Regions from separate parts of the Homo sapiens genome. Here region 2 is linked to region 1. The links are chromatin loops, found by intact Hi-C in ENCODE. Cell type or tissue: psoas muscle. All regions are shown on one strand.

Region 1 (2,500 bases):
GTTATTCTTTTGAAATCAGTGACCACGATTTTTTTTTATATGTGCAGCTGCTCCCACGCACAGGTCCACAGCCTTAAGTTGCACTTACATGCAGGGAGACCCAGCCTGCGGGAACAGTTCCCGATGTGCTCTCTGCACATCCACAAAGCGCCCCAGCTACGTCGCTGGGCAGCCAGTTGACCACGGCCAAACCCGTAGATGGTCCAGATCATCAAACTGAGGTTAAGAACGCATAATGAAAAACACAAGAAGGGAGAATGGATAGATAGACTCATGGTAGCAGGAAAAGGAAGAAAAGAAAAAAGGAAGGAAAAGAAAGTAAGACCCTTGGCAAGAGAAACAGAATTCTAGGTGATCCTGCTAGCTAGATCGGGGTCAGATTCAAGTCGTTCTTTTCAAATCTTTCAGATGACTGCAGTGGAAACTTTCTTGTGTTTGCGAACGCAGACAGACACTCGACACCCAGTTTCTCCATGGACGGCATGCATTTACATGCATAATACGGCGGATGTGCCCGCTCTGACTGCAGCTCATTTCCTAAGTCGCAAGAAACGCTGGTATTTTTCAAAAGTGATTTCAAAGAATTTGTGTATGTGCATGTGTGTGCGCACGCGAGCGTGTATGAAAGCAGCCATATTTATTATTCAGACTTAACTATTTGCGTGTATTTTCCCAAATGATACCAGGGGCAGCGTAACATCTACTGTTAAAAAGCCCCATGCTATTCATAAGAGATTATACTGGAGTAAACATTACAGTAGCAGTAATGATCTAATTAAAAGAATCAGACATACTTAAAAGAGTCCCTTCTTTCAGGAAGGAGGGGAGAAGAAAAATCAATGAGGCAATCCATAGTCCGGAATGGGGCGAAGCATTTTACTGTGATCAAACACAGTCTATCTAGTACATATCTGAAGTCCTCTGGTCTTTGTTACTTAATGTGATGCGGAAGATCAGAGATGCGTGCAGTCTGTGTTCCAGGGTTCCAGCTGAGTCGCTGTCATATGTTAAGCTTTTTTTTGTTTTAAGTTGGCTATAATTCTACCTTACTCCAAGTGAACAGTGTTTCCATTAAACTAAGCATTTCCCCAAATCTGGCAAGAACCTTGCATGGGGATTTTCCTGAAGCAACCTAAAGGTGACCCTAGAGCACACCTACGAATCTGGGTTTGCACGGCACTGAGCTCCGTGCCGGCTCCCGTATCTCTACCCTCAAGAAACACAGGTATTGTGTGTGCGTGTGAGATGCAGGGTGACAGAAAAAAAGGGAGTGCAAGCCCTATATCACCAATTGTCTACATGAGTGCCAACACATATGTCGGCTTATGTTTGGAAGACATTATTTTTTCCCAGCTGCTTTCTTTTGTACCTACCTCCCAGCACTTGAAGTGGGGCCTGCAAACCGGGTTTGAAATGTGGTCAGACGGAAATGCAGTAGCCAGGACAGAATGGGAAACTCAGGAAGGAGGCTGAGGTGGGAGTCTCCGGTGTGGCCGGGAAGCCATCCCCCCAGGAGGCCACGGGGGGGAGCTGTGGCTCTGCTCAGGGCGGCCACAGCCAGTAGCGGGGAGGAGAGGGCGGAAAATATACTGTAGCAAAGCGATGGTGGAAGAGGAAAGGTAGGTTTTATAAGTTCCTGAATTTTATGACTATGCTGCAACGGTGGAATGTCCACTCAATCTGTTGCGAAGTTAGCACAGAAAACATGCACTGGGCATATTAAGTACAGGATGAAATGGTGCAGTGAATATTTATTAGCAAAAATATAGGTTCTCAAAAACAGAAATAAAACAGGGTAATAGATGAAGGGAAGAATAGATTTAACACTGAAATAAATATCAAAGGTGCAAAGAAAAGGCAAAATATAGTGTTCAAACAAAGCTGTGAATTGGGTCCAGATTTAATGCTCCCCTAGGGAAGAAAAGGTTGGACAGACTGCTGGAATTGAGATACTACTTTTAGTACACAGTCCCTGTAATGCTGTCAGCTTTATTTCCTTTGACAAATGTGAAATAAAATTTGTCAAAGTTAGGGCTTGGAAAGTTGGCTATTGAAAATTCAATTGGTAATAACTAGTATAGCCTAGCACTCCGGAGATTTTTAAAGGAGAGGGATGTTTAAGATGCTGGGGTGCGGGGGGAACCGTATTACATATTGTATTTCACTTTTTAAAAATTTAGCAGTTGACTTAGGCAGCTGGATTTCTAAGTTTCCTGTTAGCTGGGTTCACCGTTAAAAGGCGGTAATTTAAAACCCATTTCCATGATAACTACAATGATATAGTAAGTTTGAAAATATTCTGGTGTCTACACAGAGGAGGGCTCCTATGATCTCACTCAGCTTGGGGTCCACACGCCACGAAGACTTTGCTTGATCCAGTTCTATAGAAGTGCAGGGCGTGATTGCGAAGTCAATGCTACCCTCATTCCACGCTACAGAATTCCTGACTCTGCTTCTCCTTCCACCATGCATTGGACGCGTTTGCAGTGCAAACGGTGAT
Region 2 (2,500 bases), 510 kb after region 1:
TCCCTGCAGCTGGTTCTTTGCTGACCTGGGGGCAGAGTAGACAGTGGTGGCAGCCAGGTGGATAGTATTTAAACAAGTGTCACTGAGATTTAGGGTCCTTATGTGCTGGACTCATCTAAGAAAAAAAAAAGCAATGCAAAAGTTTTATTTCTGTCAATTTTGTAACTGTGTTACAAGGAGACAGAGATGGCAAACGTGTGTGCCTGTGTCTGTGAGTCAGAAGCAAACTTGTTCATTTCATTTAATTTTAAGTCTGCCAGGAACTTCTTGGAAGGAAGAAAAGAATGGTTGAATGACAGCTACAAATAGGTGAGTTCAGAATATGATCCAAAGTGTCAGAGCAAAAGATTTTTTAAGTTTCCAACATTTGGAGTAAAAGAGCACTTTAGAGTAACAGGTAAATGGGTTAACTTCAGGCAGAGAGAGGTGGATGTTTCTGCCTCTCTGGTATGTTAAAATAAAACCCCTTAAATCCCCTGCTCTTAACAATAAGTTTCCATTTAAGAGTCATTGGGCTTCACCTCTGTTCGGCTCTGTTTGTGAAGGGAGGGCAGCTTTTCTGGGGAGATCATGCCCCTCTCTCCTTTATGTGGCCACAGAGATCCTTTCCCTGTTTTCATGAGGAGGAAACATGGAACCTTGGCACAATCCAGTTCTCATCTAGAATTACATTGTATGCTGTGCAGGCCAGGGGAGGAAAGATCCCGGAAGTGGCAGCCACCGGATAGGCACGTTGCCGCCACAGCCAGCATCGGCGTCTGTTCAGGTTTCAGGAAGGTCACTTCTTGGCTCAAATCCCTGGTATTTCCAGGTTGTCTTCAGACTGCGGCTTTCACCCTCAGGAAGCCCCAGCATGGCCTTGGGCCCAGCTTAGAGGCTTGTGGGGGTTTGGGTGTAGCCCCGTGCACAGTATCCTGTCTAGGATTCATAATCTTGCAACAGCCATCCCTGATGGGATTGGGTAAGATGACAGTGTCCTTTCTCGATGGCCCTGGTGCCCTGTGGAGTTGGGTCCTGGCCCTCACTACCCTGTTGCGTGGGTGGGCCACGCCCCTCCTGCTGATCAGCCTCTGTTGCAGAGAGTCTGGCCCTGTGGACCCCTGCCCCCGGCCCCAGGCCCTGTGTCTGCGCTGGGCTTGCATTGCCTGCCTCTCGGTCCCCTCGCCTCATTGCAGTTTGGTGCTTCTAATTAGTTGTGGTCTTGAAAAGCTGGTGAACAGGCTTGTCCACATTGTATGGGAAATAAGGTTCAATGAACCCCTGTGAGAAACGCCAAGTGTGGGATTTCTGACAGTATCCCACAGAAACATCTCAGAGCCCATTTCTGTTTCCTCCTGGAGTCTCTGTTTCTCCCAGAAGAGGCGGCGTGGCCAGGGGTCAGGCAGATGTCAAGGAAGTGAGGACTCGGAGGGACTGGCACCTGTGGAATAGCCCCTGCTTCGTCTGTCTGGCCTGGTGGGAGGAGGTGTCCTTCCGTCACTGCACTTCGTCCTTGGGACCCCTCTGTGAAGTTGTTGGCATCAATGTGCGTTTACCAATAAGAGAAATGGAGATGGGGTGAGGGATGGTGGGTTACAAGTCCTGGGGAAGACTTCAGGGAAGAAGTGGGTATTCCCTCTACTTAGCTGAACTTGCAGTAGAGACTGCCACTCTGGGAGTGACTTCTGTTCTCCTGTGAAATCCTCTGTGACTCTTGCCTGCAGTTGAGGGAGCCTCTGAGACCATCCTGATTGGGATTTGGTCAGTGGGAACTCAAGTCAGTATTGTCCTGGGGGCCTGAGTGCCAGTGTCTTAAAAATAGAGTGTCCTCCAGGTAATGTTGGATTTGGAAGTTCAGGCTCAGCACTGGATTTGTCCTCGTGATATCACTCGCCTACTGTACACATGAGTCATTGTAAAGTTACGACATGAGCTCGCATACGTGCTGGTATTAGAGCTCCTTGGACGGTGATGTGCTGTTTTAGAGGAGAAAAAGCTGAGATGAAACAAAAATGGTGGTGGCAGTTACCCAGGGCCACGTCTGTGGATGCCATCCTCAGGATGCCATTGCATCTCGGGCCAGCCTCCCTCTGCTTTTGCAAAAGCACAACCGTCTGGCCTCTACGACCACCAACACACACCTCTCATACTCTGGAATTTGATTTCTGGAATGCTTTTTTATTCTTCCTATATCTGTAAGATTTTCTGATATTTAAACTGGCTGCAACTAATGAATAGTTTTCAGTTTTGTTTTAAAAGTGTTCATGTCATTTAAGCTCTAAACTCTCACAATATACTTGGTTTGTTAAATGTAAAATTTTATCAGTAATTAGATCAGCTCCTTGATATTAATGTACAGGGTAGCTCTTGCGTGCTGATCAGTTCAGAATTTAAATTGAGTTAAAGGTTAAATGAGTTTAATTTTTGAATTGAACTGAAGCATTGTCTTGTGGCAAATTCATCCAGAATTTTTATTTCCAGTTGCTGTACAAGTGACGGAAGTGGGTCTTTTTGCGATAAA

What was found. A loop is a pair of places that touch in the nucleus more often than their neighbours do. Peaks named below come from ENCODE experiments on the same cell type or tissue, not always from the same donor. Only the 100,000 strongest peaks of a DNase experiment are listed, where the experiment ranks them.
Region 2: it touches region 1 in a loop (2.7-fold over the local background); 2 of 110 quality-filtered maps call a loop at or near these places.

Annotation. Positions count from the first base shown.
Region 1 is chr10:129,030,207-129,032,706 of GRCh38, forward strand. No RefSeq gene overlaps it. Among named protein-coding and RNA genes, the nearest start is that of LINC02667, 120 kb to the left of the region's middle. In psoas muscle, a CTCF peak has its summit at 1,516 (motif pointing right); a DNase peak (open chromatin) is centred at 1,525; H3K4me3 peaks cover 516 bases; H3K27ac peaks cover 292 bases; H3K27me3 peaks cover 2,331 bases.
Region 2 is chr10:129,543,570-129,546,069 of GRCh38, forward strand. All of the region lies in intron 2 of MGMT (O-6-methylguanine-DNA methyltransferase), which reads left to right. Among named protein-coding and RNA genes, the nearest start is that of MGMT, 78 kb to the left of the region's middle. In psoas muscle, no CTCF peak of the experiment used is centred here; no DNase peak of the experiment used is centred here; H3K27ac peaks cover 1,453 bases.